Regions from separate parts of the Mus musculus genome. Here regions 1 and 2 are each linked to region 3. The links are chromatin loops, found by intact Hi-C in ENCODE. Cell type or tissue: heart. All regions are shown on one strand. Each heading gives the region's core, and the rest is flanking DNA. Links, peaks and the distances in the headings are about the cores only.

The links. A loop is a pair of places that touch in the nucleus more often than their neighbours do. Peaks named below come from ENCODE experiments on the same cell type or tissue, not always from the same donor. Only the 100,000 strongest peaks of a DNase experiment are listed, where the experiment ranks them.
Region 1: it touches region 3 in a loop (7-fold over the local background); 17 of 42 quality-filtered maps call a loop at or near these places.
Region 2: it touches region 3 in a loop (7-fold over the local background); 21 of 42 quality-filtered maps call a loop at or near these places.

Annotation. Positions count from the first base shown.
Region 1 is chr3:9,702,266-9,708,029 of GRCm38, reverse strand. It overlaps Pag1 (phosphoprotein associated with glycosphingolipid microdomains 1), which reads left to right. Exons shown (of 9, transcript NM_001195031.1): 4 at 1,741-1,947; 5 at 3,275-3,326. The coding sequence starts at 1,817. Among named protein-coding and RNA genes, the nearest start is that of Gm33169, 42 kb to the right of the region's middle. In heart, for the core only: no CTCF peak of the experiment used is centred there; a DNase peak (open chromatin) is centred at 2,879; H3K27ac peaks cover 177 bases.
Region 2 is chr3:9,394,517-9,400,280 of GRCm38, reverse strand. No RefSeq gene overlaps it. Among named protein-coding and RNA genes, the nearest start is that of C030034L19Rik, 5.6 kb to the left of the region's middle. In heart, for the core only: no CTCF peak of the experiment used is centred there; no DNase peak of the experiment used is centred there; H3K27ac peaks cover 680 bases.
Region 3 is chr3:9,464,222-9,469,985 of GRCm38, reverse strand. All of the region lies in intron 4 of Zfp704 (zinc finger protein 704), which reads left to right. Among named protein-coding and RNA genes, the nearest start is that of C030034L19Rik, 64 kb to the right of the region's middle. In heart, for the core only: a CTCF peak has its summit at 3,472; no DNase peak of the experiment used is centred there.

The DNA.
Region 1 (5,764 bases), core at 1,388-3,887, 240 kb before region 3:
AGGGGTATCCATGCGCACTGGCAGACAGGGCGGTCGGGTCTCCTCGGCTGTACTCTACCTCGGCTATGGGCTTCCTTGAATTTGCAGGTAGATGTTTAATAGAGCATTCTGCCTCTGTTGCAGTGGCTTCGACTTACCCTCTTTGGTTACATCTGGTTTGTCGCTGAGATGCCCTACAGGTGCCAGCACGTGCGCACTCTCAGACGGCCACGTTACTACAGTAATATCACTGAACCAAGTGAAAATGTAAAAATTCGTGGTCTTTCTGCAAGAAAAATTTAGTTATGATTCATTAGCCTAACACAGAAGTCATGTTTTCTTCCTTTTCTGCTTGCTTGAGCATAAACTTCAGGCTGTTCCTCTTAATTAGAATGTTCTGGAGCTAACCAAATGGGTGTAGTTTAAATAAGGCCTCTCTTACCACAGCTAATGTTAGCCTGGTATGCTCCTCTATTCTCCGTATGTCTCTAATATGGAAATATTTGACAGTGTTTACAAATTACAAAATAACAAATAAGGAGCACTAGCCTGAGCACTGTCAGCAGCATGATGGCGGGAACAGAGGGATGGTCCACGTGGAGGAGAACATGGCTGCGTGGAGACCGGGTCCAAGTGGAGGTGGTCAGTGCTTCCCCTGGAGCGGGGAGCAGTAACTGCGAGAGCAGTCAGTGGCGGCTGGGAACTAAGTGCGGGTCTTATGCCTGCTCTGTGGTTCCTTACACATTGGTCTTGCCCTCTGCTAAGGTCGTGTCCTCAGCACAAGCCTTTCCTCTGAAGGTGAATTTGCTGGGTACCCAATATCAGCTCAGTGAAAGCTCCTCCTTGAAAGTGAAGCCACACTCTAAGTGGGCAGCAGTCTGTGGGCGTGTAGACAGACAGACAGATAGACACTGGTTAATCTCTAGCTCTAAGGAAAAGGGCTTGAGGAGCTACGGGGATAAACAGAGGCACGGGAAGGAAATTGCTATTTTGCAAAATATGTGTCTAGGAAACCAGTGAGATGGCTGAGATGTAAAGATGCTCACCACCACGCCTGACAGCCTCCACAGTTGTCCCATGGGGCACATACATATGTATGCGCGCGCACACACAAACGCCTATATAAATAAAAATGAATTTAAAATTGAAAGTTAGGAATTACGTACGCACATACACATGTGTAGCAAACATTTCATACTGCCTTGGCTAAGGCGTATTAACGCAAACAAGCATATTTTGCTTGCTTTGGGGTGCTGGAAGTCTTTATTGACTCCTCATACTAAGATGATAAACTACCCACTGCTTTGGATGCTCTGCTACACACTGGTGCATCCCCAGTCAAATCCCATGTGAGGAAATCAAACATCACAGCACAGACTTGAAGAGAGCCAGCCAGGTTCCAGGCACGCCTACCTTCTGTGAACATCGCCCTGGCGGCTGTGAGGCCTTGCTCCTGACAGGGAGGCTCTGTGTTTCTTATGTGAAGTGCTGCTAGAGACCTTTCAGATTCTGAAATAGAGGTAGCTAACCTGGAGAGAAGACACAGGTGTGAGCGTGGCATTCCTGTGGCTGTCGGAGTCTCCTCGTACACAACCGTAATTTTACATGGTTTCAGCACACATGCATTTCAAGCTTCTGACAGCACCACAGCAGCACTCAGCAATCAGGTCAGGGTTCTTTCTGGTTTGGGATCTTGATATCGGGACTGCTCAGCCTTTCCCGGGAAGGGATTCTGAACGTGTAGTGTCGTTCTCTCTGCAGGAGGATGAAGCCTTCTAGACCCATGTGATCTCCTATGAAGAACTGACCCCACCTGCTGGTCACCCCAGCTCCCACCATGGGCCCTGCAGGAAGCGTACTGAGCAGTGGGCAGATGCAGATGCAGATGGTCCTGTGGGGAAGTCTGGCTGCCGTGGCCATGTTCTTCCTCATCACCTTCCTCGTCCTCCTGTGTTCCACTTGCGACAGGTTAGAACAAACATGCATGTTCTAGAGCCTAAACCTGCTGTTTTCCCTGTGTCCCACGGAGCCTCTTTATTAAGAGCCTCCCTGGCCCACATTCATGGGTTGGTCACAAAGGGCATTCTTCATTCGTCAATTGAAAATGCTTATTGATCTTCCTGGAGGGCAAAGCAAAGAGCCCTTCCTATCTAAATGTCTGGAATGAATTCTGCAATTCTTTGAGCACAGTCTTTGTGTGCTGTCTTTGGCCATGGGCATACTGAAATCTAAGTGTGAGGTACTACATCCTGTTGCCACAGTGGGAAGTCACTGAGGGTGCTCACTATTGCGTGGCCTGGAGAGCTCACATATTAGTAAAACTGTGTGTGATAAACTGCCCTTTAGGAAGACATAGGCTTGTATTTCCTACAAGAGAGGCTCACTGAAAATGGAAGCCTTTTTTCTCTTTTTTTCAGCATTATACTTGTCTCCCTTGGCTCAGGGAGAAGTGAAGTTCTTTGTAACCAAGACGGATGCCCAGAACTGTCAGAGATGATGCAGGGTGCAGCCTTCTGGTCTAGCTGGGAGCCAGTGGGAACCAGCTTAGCCAGCTCCATACTCAACTCTCTCGATTTGGATCCCATTCTAAAATCTGTCAAAAAGAGAAACCCATGCCCTCTGGCCTCTGCAGCCTCTCCTAGTCCCTGCCAAGCAAGGACTCAGGTCTTGAAGGACAGGACAAGCCTAGAGACACTAGACTTGGCTCCCCAAAACTTCAAGAATCTGCTACTGTAATGACTCACTCTCCCGCTAGGTGTCACCCTCTTCTCGCCACAGATAGAAATGTGGTCTTTACAACCAATGGCTTTCTTTAGCCTGTTCTGTGTAAAACACATTCTGTTTTTACTAGGCAGACTTTTCCGTAGACTGGAAGTACCTATGACTCATCCTGAGAGAATGTCACCTCCCTGATGTGCCAAAGTAGTATCTCCCATATTTTCTCTCATCCCTTACGGCACGTGACTTCACAGACTCTTAAGGGAGAAGATGAGGTCATTGTTAGGATTTGCTAAAGAATAAAGGCAGTGTCTGTCATCTGAGTGTTCCAGGCACAGACAGATCCTGCTTGCAGCCCGCTGTCTCCCGTAGTGAACTTGACCCTCTGGGAAGGGGTGTGCCAGAAGCGGGCTCAGCCTTTGCTGTAGGTCAGGACTTTTTCTGATCTAGTTTTATTAACCTGGTTAATAAAACCAGAGAGGCGGAGCTGATAAATGTTAGGCTAGGGAAGTATGGTGTCCACTTCACTTTAAGGGACACATTTGACATCAGAATGGTATTTTCTTCTCCCTTTCAGAGAGAAGAAGCCACGGCAGCATAGCGGGGACCATGAGAACCTGATGAATGTGGTAAGCCTCGGTGTGGCTGTCTGTCTGTCCGAGTACACCTCTCCAGGCATGGCGCTACTGGCTTTCGACACAACTGAAGCTGGCATGGGGACGTAAATGGATATTAGCTGTGGCTTTCTGTATACTGTATGTACGGCTGGGAGCCTGGCTTGACCAGTGTTCAGGGTAGCTTCTGCAGAGATGTCTTCATGCCCCTCCTGGTCTGGGAGGGCTGTCACAAGGAACAACTAGACAATTCATCTAAGATTTCTTGTCTCTCTGCTCTGGAGAGCAGAGTCCAGCATTCAGTGTTGTCACACGAGCCCCTTCCAGAGCTAGATCTGTTCCCAAACTCAGCTCCTTAGTGCACACCCACCTAGTCCTTGCTGTCACCTTCCCTCTCTGAATGTATGTCTTGAAGCCAAGATAGCAACTGTACCTCTCTGACTTCAGTCCTAACTAGTGCCATCTGAAATAGCCCTGCTTTCAGATGAGGTTAGGCTGTGGCACTAGGGACTGAGATTTTGGCATGCATTTGGGTGGCGCTGCAGCCATTCATCGGGGCCTGGAGCCCACAGCATAGCTTGGCCTTGGTGCGTTATCGGATCGTCAGCATTTGATGGGATCCTGAGAGACCCAGCAGTCTCAAGGAGAGAGCTGTCCACCTGGGTGGTGACCTTTTGTTGTGCCCTTAAGTGGCAGCAGCCTCAGCAGCTGTGTCTGCAGGGCTGGGTTGAGCTCCCGCTGGGCCCCAGGGCAGGTCTAGGAGAGAGGGCGCTTCCTGCTCCCAGCCAGGAAGCACATATGCATTTAAACTCTGGGGGGCCTGGGCTGTTTGCACCCAGCAAGCATGTTCAGAGCACATGCGTGAGGTACCAGGCTGCCTGAACCCCCACTTCCCAGTGTGCCTGTAGCCCAAGCAGACAGGAAGCTCCTCCTGGACCCCAGCCAGGGCTCTCTTCCTTTGTCTGAGACCACCCATCACAGCCACCCCGGACCTCAGCATCTCTCCTGCCCTGACTGATGTTCTCCTGCTATTTTCACCTCTTATCTTGTCTCACTCCTTGTTCCCAGTGTCTCTATGCTCCCCAGTGCTTGCACAGGGTAGGGGAGGAATGGGGGGTGGACAGATAGGCCCTGTCTTTCTTCAGAGCCCACCTTCCTCAGTCAGGTGGACAGGAGGTTGTGGCTGAACTCAACTCGAGCCTCACTTCCTCCTAGTGCTCTCAGGAATGGCGAGACCTGGCAGCTCAACCTGAGTACTGTATGAAGCCAGTGTTCAGGGGTGGGACCAAGCTTTGCCGGTCACTCTGATATGGGCATCCACATGAACGCCGGTCATTCTCGATCTTTCATCCCCGTTATTCTGCCTGAGGACAGCAGCCTTTGCGGGCAGGGAGAGTGCCGCCTCTTCATTCTCTTCCCCACATAGGATCTCCTCCACACACCTCCAGGACAGACTGTATCCACAGGATGCCTGCTGACAGTGCCAGTGAGGCCTGCACACAGCTGCCCACTGAGCTCCTGACTTCCCTAGACCACTCCCAGTTTGCTGACTTGTTTCTCATGGGGGCTAAGATGGGAAAGAGCAGTTCAGACAGAGATTATAGAAGCTTGGCAGTGGCGTGCTATGCAGGAAGCCTTCCCTTGGTCCCCCTCTCTGTCCCCTAAGGACACTGTTTCTCCAATATGAGCATCTCAGGGTCCTGGCAAAGCACAAACACTTCAAGTCACTTTATAGCAGCAGATGCGAGCAGTATTGGCCCAAAGAGCAGACTTCCCGGACACTGGCGCACTGCTGCACTTCAAGGGCTACTTATTATCTGTTATTATTTGATTTCCCATCAGAGTCAGTAAGATTGTGAAGCCAGCGACCCAAGACTCCTGTACAGGTTGCATCAGAATTTCCCTGTGATATCCTGAGACCTGGGCTGTGTCTTGGGCAGCAGAAGCCATTAACATGAAGAGGGTAGGGTCCGACATGTTAGACAGAACACATCCAGAAGCAGCTGCTGTCTTCTGCCCTGTGAGGACTCTGCCTGCCATGTTGTTCCAGGCAGTCCACACAGCACCATCAGCCCAGAGGAACAAAATCAGTTCTCCCAAGTGTCTGTGCATCTCTGAAAGTAGGAAAGGTTTGCAAAGCAATTATTCAGTAGATGATCGTTTCAATAAAGCTCGGAAATAGGCTCGGGAATGTATAGCATTAAATGCTGTGTTGACCATGTTTAAATCTCTTCCTGTCGGGACACTTTGCTGTTTGTTTGTCACCACCTGTGTTTTAGGGATGGCATTGATCCCTGCTGGGCTCTGTTCTGACCCACACAATAATCTGTGGTCTCCATTCCCCTTGAGCTAGGAAAACACAGTGTACCCGTAGCCCATCTGTAACCACCTGGTGAGATGCGCTGCCTGCAGTCCTGGGAGACCCCCAGTGCCTGAGAGACCAGAACCATACT
Region 2 (5,764 bases), core at 1,388-3,887, 69 kb after region 3:
TCAGTTATCTCAGGCTGGTCTCTCTGCAGAGTTAAGGACAACCTTGAACTCCTGACCACCTGCCCTTCACCTCCAAAATGCTGACATTACAGAGATGCACCACCGCCTTTCTATGACCTAGGGCTTCACAGATGCTAAGCAAGCACTTTATCGGATGAGGTATATCCCCAGGCCTGATATAGATTTTTTTAAAACACGAGTTGGGGACTGACAGACAACTTGGAGGTTAAGGACATTCTGCTCTTCCAGAGGGCCTTGGTGCCCACTTTGCACAGCTCACAATTCCCAAACTAGGGAATTCTATACCTTTTTTAAGCCCTCACTGGCATCTACATATGAAGCCTGTGTATACACATAAAACAAAAATACCAGCCGGGGGTGGGGGGGTGGGGGGCACCTTTTATCCCAGCACCCTGGAGGCAGAGGCAGGCAGAGCTCTGAGTTTGAGGCCAGCCTGGCCTACAGAGCAAGTGTCCAGACAGTCAGGGGAACACAGAAAAACCCTATCTTGGGGGGCCAGGGGTGGGGTTGGAGTTGTCAGACTAAGGCTGAAAGATTAAGTCTTGTGTTTTGGAAGTAAATAAACCTACATATAAGTTTTCAGATCAAAGATTCAGCATCCAGTGCTTTCTGGTTACTTTTTACATAAAACTGTGACATTTTACTCTTCCTTTAATATTTTAAATAACTGTCTCACTGGAACTTGTACATGAAGCACTTTCAAGGCAAACAAGTTAACTTCACAAACATTACCATATATTTTTTTCAAATTTCATAGAAGTTACTCCTGCAAGTATTTGGACAGGCACATTCAATTTAAAATCATTTCCCTGGCCCATGAGATGGATTGTCAGATAAAGGAGCCCGGTGGCCTGAGTCTGATGCCCAGGGCTTGCGTGGTGGATGGAGGGAAGCACTGTTGTCCTCTGACCTTCACATGTGCACACGCCCTGCCCCACCCCACCTCACACAAAATAAATGCTTTTTAAAAAGCTTAAATAATTTCCTACTTAACTGCTTTGAAACAGCTTACAACATAAGGGCATCTTAGCAGGACAGAAGCCTGAGGCCTGGATTCCAGAGCTTGGCTCTAGACAGTTCCCAACCTTGGGCCAAGATCTCTTTGGGGTCACAAATCAGACATCCTGTATATCCTATATTTACATCATGATTTGTCACTATCAGAACTAGAGTTGTGAAATAGCATCCAAAAGACTTTATGGTTGGGGTCACACCCTGAGGAGCTGAATTGGAGGGTCACAGCAAGGGAGGCTGCGAGTCTAGACATACAGGCCGCTGCTTTGAGACTCACTTGGGCCGCTTTGCCTGTCTACCTAGAAGTCATTCATCACTTGGTGTGATGTAACTGGTGAGCCCCCAAGTTTTCCAAGCTTTAAAATATGCTTTCCGGCCAGCTCAGTTTGGGGTTACAGGAGACTTGGTTTTTCTCCCTAGGAAGAGCAGGATGTTCTACCCAGAGCTTCATGGGGTGAATCTGAACCCCATCTTCCTTATGTCCTGTGAATGGGGACCTTGAATACACAGGAAGGCCCAGGCACCTCTGTCTTTAGCTCCACTTCCCATTCAGAGCCTCACAGCATTGCCCCGGTGCTCATTCAAAGACAGGGAGGAGAAAAGGACGTCCTTAGCAGGCTCTGCTCTCCTGTCCAGGACACAATGCCCCTGGGGGACTGCCTCTGTGTGCCCCTGGGGGACTGCCTCTGTGCACTGACAGAGGTGGGTGAGGAAATGGATCTTTCCTTCCAGAGCAGGCCACACCCTCCCCAGGCATGCCCTCCTGGTCCCTGGGGACGCTTCTTCCCCCTTGCAGGGTACAGTCATGATGACTAAGTGACAGACATGGTAATACAACTAAGCTCAGCCAGCTTCCCAAGGTGACATTGACAAGCTTGTGACTAGCTCTGTCTCATGCTCCGCGCACTGGTCTATACCTCCTGCCTTCCACGGTTACAATGACCAAAGCATAAGTGTGTCCCCAAGAAGACTTTTGCTGGTTTTGTCTGAATGGAGGTCTAGTAGTCCATGCTAGCCTGGAACTCACTGTAGGAGGAACTGTGACTCAGGAATGGGATCACAGGCCAGAGTCACCAAGCAGGCTCTCTAAACTCACCTTGTGGAAGAGGCATGATTTTAACACCCAGGAGGGAGGGAGGAACAGTTCGGAGGAGAGAATTAAAACCTTGAGAAAGGTTCCTCCAAGCGTTGCTCCCAGGCTGCCCTGCCCACCCTTTCTTGGCCACCAGGCACCCTTCGATGTCACTCTGCTCTGTGTCAGCTAAGTGCCTGGCAATTAGTCCCTTGGTCTTCACTGAGGTGACCTCCCTGGCTGTCCCGAAAGCCCCCTCTCGGCCACACTTCCTTAAGCACAGCCAACACTATTCCTGTTTGCTCTTTGTGAGTGGAGAAATACTTTCTTTGAACAGGTCTTTAAAAAAAAATTTTTTTAATGACCACCTGTGATTACCTTTCAAAAAATGTAACAGAGAAAGCATCGTCTTGTGCAAGTTTAGCCGAAGCCAGTGGGAAAGAAAGAGAGAAAGGAAAGAGAAAAGAAGAAAGAGGAAGAAGGAAGAAAGCTATCTCTTGTTAAGTCATGTAAAAGGAAACCAGAATTTCCCACATGATTTGTGAACTGACTGCATAAAACACAGAACCTGCTACTCTGTAACTGTGCACATGAGGGGACTTTTGTCCAAAATTCGCTAAGGGTTTCAAGTGATGACAGAGACCAAATACCCAAGTCTGGCCTCCATCAGAATACAGGGTCATGTGAGCATTTGACACTAGTCCACACCACGACTGTTGTCACACAGAATGGCAATGATAAGCCAAAGCCAGGTGGTAGCACATGTCTATAAACCAGCATTCGAGGCTGAGGCAGGTTTGGGAGTCCAAGGTCAGGCTTGGCCGCATATCAGGAGCCTGCCTCAAAAACAGAACAGCCACCAGGACTTGGTGGCACATACCTTTAATCTAGCACTCGGGGGAGGAGGGGTTGGGAGAGGAGGGTGTGCAGAGACACTCAGATCTCTGAGTTCAGGGCCAGCCTGGTCTACAGATTGGGTGCTAGAACAGGCAATGCTACACAGGGAGATCCTGTCTAGAAAAAGAAAATGAGAGGGGGAGTGGGAAGGGAGGGGAGGAAAGATGGGGGAGGAAAGAATACTGCGATTCGGCTTTGTACGTCACACATCTTCCAGTCCTTGTATACTGATACTCTAGAGATCGTGTGATGAGCTCACTGAGCAGCTTAGTCGTAGAGCATGTGCACAATATGGGTGAGAGGCAGTGTCAACCTCAGCACCAAAACTAAATCACTACTAAAAATCACCTAGGTACACTATCTACCTATGAAACAAGTGTGAAGGGGCTTGCGCGCAGGCAGGTGTACATCCAAGCAAGTGCTCTGCCACCAAGCAGGACCTGCATCCTGACAACGGCTGCTTTCCTCCTCCCTCCAGATGCACTCCCTCTCTGTCTGTCATGAGAAAAGCGCAGGTTGTTATCTCTAGAAAACAACCAAACCTGACAAAATAGAATACAGTAAGACGAAGGAAAAGCTGTCAGTAGTACAACTTGGAATTGGAGATACCGATGCCTTTGACAGCTCTCTCACAGTACAGGAGTGTTTCAGCTACCCTGAAGTTTTGCTTTGTTCTGTTTTTCCATGTGAAGTTGAGAAGCCTTCAAGGCTTGCAAAGAATTGTGTTGAACTTTTTATAGTGATTACATTAAATTGTAGATTGCTTTTGGTGGGATGGCTAATTGTACTATATGAATCCTACTGAGCATGGGAGATCTTTTCATCTTCTGATTGTTATGAAATCTAATATAGCGGTGGGCAGGGGTACCTGGTTGGTCCATGTCAAGGTATCCCCCTAAGAAATCACGCCATGTGACAGACCTGGTATATGGAGGTTTATTTGGGAGAAAGGAAGAGAAGAGGCAGACAGAAACAGATCCATGAGGGCAGAGAAGGGGACAGAGGACAGAAAGGACAGAGAGAGATGGCAGCCAGGAACACATGGCCACAGAGAGAAAGAGAGAGCTGGGGTAGCAAGCAAGACTCCTTATACACTGCCGCACCTGGCTCTCACCCGGTGGTGCCAGACAATGGCACAGATGATGTAAGTGGTTGCTAGATTCCTGGGGGAGTCTGGCAGAATCGTTTGTAAGCCAACACTGATATCTACTTCAATTTATTTCTTCAAACACTTGAAGTTTTTCTCATGCAGATCTTTCACTTGCTTGGTTAGAGACAGCCCAGATATTTTATATTCTTTGGGGCTATTGTGGAAGGTCTTGTTTTCCTGATTTATTTCCCAGTTTGTCATTTGTGTATTGGAGGGCGACAGATTCTCGTGAGTTAAGTCTTGCACCCTGCCCCTTCACCTGAAGCTGTTTATCAGCTGTAGGAGTTTCCAGTAGAATTTTTATCATTATTTATGTATACTATCATATCATCAGCAAATAATGGTATTTTGACTTTTTCTGTCTGCTTTGAATCCCTTTGATCTCCTTTGGTTTTCTTATTGCTCTAGCTACAAGTTCAACTAATATATTGAATAGATATGGAGAAAGTGGACAATCTTGTCTTGTTTCTAAATTTAGTGGAATTTCTTTGAGTTTCTCTCCATTCAATTTGATATTGGCTTTAGGTTTGCTGCATATTACTGTATTTGTTAGGGTTTTACTGCTGTGAACAGGCACTATGACCAAGACAAGTCTTAAAAGGACAACATTTAATTGGGTTGGCTTACAGGTTCAGAAGTTCAATCTGTCATCATGAAGGTGGGAGCAGGGCAGCATCTAGGCAGACATGATGCAGGCAGAGCTGAGAGTTCTACATCTTCATCTGAAGGCTGCTAGAAGAGTGACTTCCACACAGCTAGGGCAAGGGTCTTAAACCCATGCCTACAGTGACACACCTACTCCTACAAGGCCACACCACCTTCCCTGGGCAAAGCATAAACAAACCATCACAATTACCTTTACTATGTTTAGGTATGTACCTTATATCTCTAATCTCTCCAAGACTCTTTTGTTGTTTTGTTTGTTTGTGTCTGCACAAAAGGATGTTGGATTTTTGTCAAAGCCTTTCCTGGATCTAATGAGATGATCACATGGATATTTTTCTTTTGGTTTGTTTATAAGATGGATCACATTTATTAATTTTAGCACATTGAATCAGCCCTGTATCTCTGGGATGAAGCCTACTTGATCATGGCAGATCATCTTTTTGACGTGTTCTTGGATTCAGTTTGCAAATATTTGAGTATTTTTGCATAAATATTCATAAGAAAGTTGATTTAGAGTTCTCTTTCTGTGTCAGGCCTTTATGTGGTTTGGTATCAGGGTAACTGTGGCCTCATAACATGAACTGGACAATGTCCCTTCTTTCTATACCAAGCTGAGCATTGGCACTAACTCTTCTTTGAGAGTCTGGTAGAATTCTGGACTAAAACCAGACTTTGGCTTTTTTGAGTTGGGAGACTTTCAATAACTGTTTCTATTTTATTAGAAATAGAAGTGGTTCCAACCTTCCTAATGCTGTGGCCTTGTGGCCCTTTAATACAGTTCCACATGTAGTGGTGACCCCCAACATTATTTTCATGTTACTACTTTATAACTGTAAATTTTGCTACTGTTATGAATTGTACGGTAAATATCTGTGTTTTATGATGGTCTTAGATGACCCATGTGAAAGGGGTCATGACCCACATTTGAGAACCACTGCTTTAGG
Region 3 (5,764 bases), core at 2,228-4,727:
GTGTCATCATTCTTAAATATGACTCATAAACAAGGCAAACTGCAGCCCCAAGGATGTAGTCAGCCTTGTCCTCCCCTGAATGTGGTCCAGCATCCTCTCTGCTTCCCTTGGCATCACTCACAGTGCGCAGCAGTGAGCACTACCATGGCTCTCTCTGGGTATGCCCCTAGGATAGGGCCATCCACCAGAAAGGAGGGCCTTTGTGCAGCATCCCGCTGTTCCCAGAAGCAGGGTCCTGCCTGAAGAGTCCATCTTATGCAAGGGCACTCTGCGAGACACTTGGACCCGTGGATAGAATACACAGAGAGAATATACAGCAGCGTGGAGCTGAACTCTTGCTTAGCCTGCCATTCCCAGGGAATCTAAGCAAGCAGTCCTGAGTATGGCCAGTGTTGTGGCAAGACCTCATACATAGAGCAGGGGCCCTCTAGTGCTTCCAAAGTGCATTAATGAATTAATTGATCGATCACCTATCAGAGATCAGTTTGTATGTTTTATAGAACTGAAAGTCATTTTCCTCCCTGGTCAGGCTGCATTGGACTGGCTCGGGTAGGCTATCCACATACCTCAGCAAAATTAGCAAACAGTTGCATCACCAGAGGAAAGAGTGGGAGCTTCCCCATGGGTACAGGACTTGACACGCAGTGTGTGGACTGGAGTTCAGATCGTCAGAATCCTTAGAAGATGGACACAGTACTGTGCTTCCAGAGCCTCAGTGCTCTATGATGGAGATGAGAGACTCCCCGAGACCTCACAAGCCCGATACACAGAACTGACACCTAGCGCGCACACACACACCACTTATTTGAAGACCATAGGCTTCATTTACAAAATGCTAAGTGTGGACACAAACAGGTTGGTTAGAACTAGGTATTATCTTCTAGACTCAGCCTTCCCCACAGTGATAAAGGAACTGATGGCGCCATGTTGTGCGGCCTTGGCCATTTGTATCTAAACTTACTTTGAGTAGTTTAAAAAGAAAATAGGACAGCTGCTCTTCACCCTGCTGTTTACTTAGTGAACTAATATTTATTGAGCACCATAGGCAAAACACTGAACAGCCTGGAAGCAGGGCACAAGAGCTGGTCCATTCATTCACTGAGAGCTGGGTGGGCACAGGTTGGTGTGTGAAGGGGCTGGAGTAGCTTCAAACGCTGTCTTCAGATGTTGCAGGATGCAAGCTCTGCCATTACAGTTACTGTACATTTCAAACCGTATCTCAAACGGTCTCTACAGAACTCATTGTAGGACTTGCAATGCCAACTTCTGTCTCAGTCTCTCAGACCCTTCCTATCTGGGCTGAATGGCTCCCACCAAAGAGTATAAAAATATACAGCAGCATTTGCACATTCACCCAGGGAGCTTCAAGAAATGTACCTCTCGGACATCAAAGAAATCTCAGAATTTGCCATAAGAAGTGGGAACTCCAGCTGTACACACTGACAACCAGGGTAGCCACACCACCCAGGAGAAGAGAAACAGGAATGTTCCGTGGCATGTCTGCGTCGGAGGATGCACTTTAGTGACCTTCGTGCATTAGGTCGGCAATCGTGAGGGATGAGAACTGACTACCAAGGGAAAAGATATAAACCTAAGAAATAACTAATTTGTCTGGGCAGACAGTCTGTTTTTGTTGATGGAGCTTCCTAATTTCTTACCTGTTCTTTTAGATCCTTACTGTCCATTTGAAATCAACAGTCATTTGCAGGGGAGGTTGTTATCTAGTGGAGGTTGTTTGAGAACCTTCTACTTCCAGATTGACTGGGAGGCTGTGAGTCACTGTAATGAGAGGTGAGCGGGAGTGAGGATCCGCTGAAGGTGTGGGGTCAGCACTGCCCTCTGTTGGGGTTTTTATCTCAACAGTGTGCTGACACGTGAGTGGGTCCTGTACTGTGGCCTGTCACTCAGAACGTTTGGAAGCACCTAGACCATGTCAAATGATCCCCAGTCCATCCCCTCAGCCACTGCTCTGGGACCCTAAGAAAGCCAGCTTGACCCTCGAGATGGCACCTTTTTGTAAACCTGGTAATGCACCCTCACACCTTGAGGGACAGTTGTGAAGTTATTAAATGTGATTCCACGTACGAGAGCATGCACTCTTTTAACAGACATCCATTCCCTAGACTGTAAACACAGCGAGAGAAGTGTTCACTGCACGTAGGTATGGGTCATGATTGCGGACACCCTCCGCTCTGTCTGACCTGCTAACACTCGAATAAGGAAGTTCAAAGTGTGAAGTGCTATGCACAGACACGTATTATCTGATGAGCACTGCATTTACACGTTTTGTCACAGTTTATCAGATGTGTATACATGCAGCTTTTCATTTCATTGGACCCACAGTTTTCGGTAGAGCCTGATTCCCACTTTGCAGAAGCAAGTGATTAAATTTGTACGGCTTGCCCAAGGTTGTTTATATTGTGACAGAAAAACAGTGAGCTGAGCATAAATAATAGAGGCTGCTTGTGAGCAAGATGAGTAAAAGAATCCACAGAGGAGAATGGCAGCCTAGTCTATGGGCCGGTGGGAGCTGAGGCACAAGAGGGACACTACTCCTTCCTCAGCCACAGCGGTGAAATGTGAGAGAGGCACCAAGCTGTCCTGGCTCTGCACGTCACTTGGCCAGCTTTGGGAGGGCAGAATCTAGCAGACTTTTTTCCTCTGGTTTCTTTCTTTCTTTTTCTTTATTAGATATTTTCTTTATATACATTTCAAATGCTATTCCGAAAGTTCCCTACCCCTACCCCTGCCCTGCTCCCCTACCCACCCACTCCCACTTCTTGGCCCTGTCGTTCCCCTGTACTGGGGCATATAAAGTTTGCAAGACCAAGGGGCCTCTCTTTCCAGTGATGGCCGACTAGGCCATTTTCTGATACATATGCAGCTAGAGTCAAGAGCTCCGGGGGTTACTGGTTAGTTCATATTGTTGTTCCACCTATAGGGTTGCAGACCCCTTCAGCTCCTTGGGTGCTTTCTCTAGCTTCTCCATTGGGGGCCCTGTGTTCCATATTATAGATGACTGTGAGCATCCACTTCTATATTTGCCAGGTACTGGCATACGAGACAGCTATATCAGGGTCCCTTCCTCAAAATCTTTCTGGCATATGCAATAGTGTGTGGGGTTTGGTGGCTGATTATGGGATAGATCCCCGGATGGGGTAGTCTCTGGATAGTCCATCCTTTTGTCTTAGCTCCAAACTTTAGTGAGGTAACCCAATCACAAAGGAAGTCATTAGATATGCACTCACTGATAAGTGGATATTAGCCCAGAAACATAGAACACCCAAGATACAATTTGCAAAACACAAGAAAATCAAGAAGAGGGAAGACCAATAGGTGGATACTTCATTCCTCCTTAGAATAGGGAACAAAATACCCATGAAAGGAGTTTCCTCTGGTTTCAAATAGATTGTTTCCGAACTACTATGGAATGTGACTGGGACTCTGAGAAGATGCAGTTCCTGTCATGACCACGAGGTGATGCAATGACCCAAAGTATGGGCACTATGGTACTCTCCAGAGAAAACCAATTCTGTAGAAGGGTAAAAGTTAACTACCAATTCCACAAGACCTTCTGGAAAGTCAGATTCCTGGTTCTGTCATATCTAGGTGTGATGTTCTGTGTATTCTGAAGTTGGGGTGTGTCACTGCTGTGCTGTGTGTGCTGTGCTGTGTGTGCTTTCGCCCTTGGATGCTGAGTGGGTTGGGAGCTTAGGAACCCTAGGCATAGAGACAAGATGCCATGGGCCTGATCCTGTATTGATAGATCAGTGCTGAATGGCTCACGGTGACTGTGAACCCCTCAGTCACCCAGTGCACTTTTGGGGTTAATGTGAGAAAACTCGCTGCAATGTTGTGAGTTTGGGTAGCTCTGGCAGAAATTGGGAATACACAGGAAACCTGACTCAGGAGTCTGTCTACTGGACCAGCAACAGTACCCCAGAGGCGCTTATAAACCTGGTTTTCATCACTTTCCCTTGGTTCGTAGGTGTGGTGACCATGGACAGTTTTACTGGGGGTTGGTTGGAGGGGAGCTTGAATCAAAACAGGAAGCTGTAAGCTAACACAGGAGTTTCGGTAGCTGTGTGGTCTTCAACCACGAGTTAAGCATTTGCTGCACTCTGCATTTTTTATCTTTGGGCTTATACTTATCCCCCAAAACACACAGATCTACAAAACTCATAAGTATGATGTGTTGTTTTAAACAAAATCCCAATTGTTCAATTTTACCAATGAAAACTTGGGAGCCAGATGCTGCAGATGCTGGAGTTAAAGCCTGCTAGCTCAGACAGGCAGAGAAAGCACCAACTGACCTTCCTCCTTAGTGGACCTCCCAAAACCGAATGTCCCTCCCTTCTACTTCCTGTGCATCTGCCTATCAGGTCCTCCTGACTCCCTCTTACTATGTCTTTTTGTTAATAATCACATATTCGCTCCCTGTCAAATGCCTCTTGACCTATGGTTGATTTTACTTAAATCTTGTTTACAGTATTCAAGCAAAAAGTTCCTGGATTAAAAGTGTGTGTTAGGGCTGAGCTACACCACAACTGGAAATAAGTTTTTCCAATAAATAACACAATCTCGGGGTCCACAGTGTGGTTACATATCCTGCAACAGTGGTGCCCACCTGCATCGTGAACTCTACAGCGTTCATTCCGAATCTGCTTCTCAGGAGCAGGAAGGTCTCCCAAGGGAGTGCTGTGCAGAAGCGGTCCCAATGAGGATAGTGCGTGAGCACACCAACCCCAAAGGTACACTGGGTGATGGAGAGGCTCACCACCCTGAGCCACTCGGCACTGACGGATCAATACGTATCAGGATGGAGGCAAGTGTTCTCTTGTTTCCATACCTAGGGTTCCCTAGCCCCCCACCTGCCCAGCATCCAAGGCACAGCACAGCACAGCAAGCATTAGCAGCATTCATGGCTCTTCCATCTTTTCATCCGTGTGTGTTTCTCTGGAATGACACATCATCAGGAAGAGCAGCAAGCAGTTAACCAGGAGAGGAAGAGCACAGATCAGAGCCCTGGGCTCCCAGAGTCCAGGGTGGGCCAGCCATGTGGTCCCTAGGTTGAGGGTGCTGGAGCACCGAGGAACTCAGACAGCATCTACAGTCGTCCTAACCATCCAATCTCACCTAGGAGTCAACAGGACAAAATGCACTTCTAGAATCCATGGATTAAGAAAATAATTGACTAGGGATTCTTATTAACTCAGGAACCCTCAGGCCACACGTTTACCTCTATAGTAAATTCCTATCACTGCAGTGCCGGCCATGGTGGGACTGGCTGAGGGGAAGTGGAAGGATGCAGGGTTCGTACAAGGTCCTAAGTTCTGGCAACAGGAATGAATGCTCACTCGCATTGCCAGTAGAAATGCAAAATGTGGTATAACTACTTTGAAAACTAGTTTGGCAATTTCCTACAAGTTAAATATGTGCTAAGCATACGACCCAGGAACTCTACTGTTGCATCTGTATTTACCTAAGAGAAAAGAAAATGCGTGTCCACAAAAAGACTCCTAGACAAAGGTTCATTGCCGCTTTATTTATTATCACCCCAACCGGAAGCAACGCAGATGTCTGCCAGCGGGCATGTGAAAAAGGAGACTGGTGTATTCATAGTAGAATACCACACTACCAAAAAAGAGAAAAGCTACCAATGCACAGAGCAACGGGCCACTGTCAGAATGTCAGCGTGTGGTGGGGATTCAGCCACAGGAGACTGCATTGTGTGTATGCTGTGCACAGGGACGTCTTGATTGTT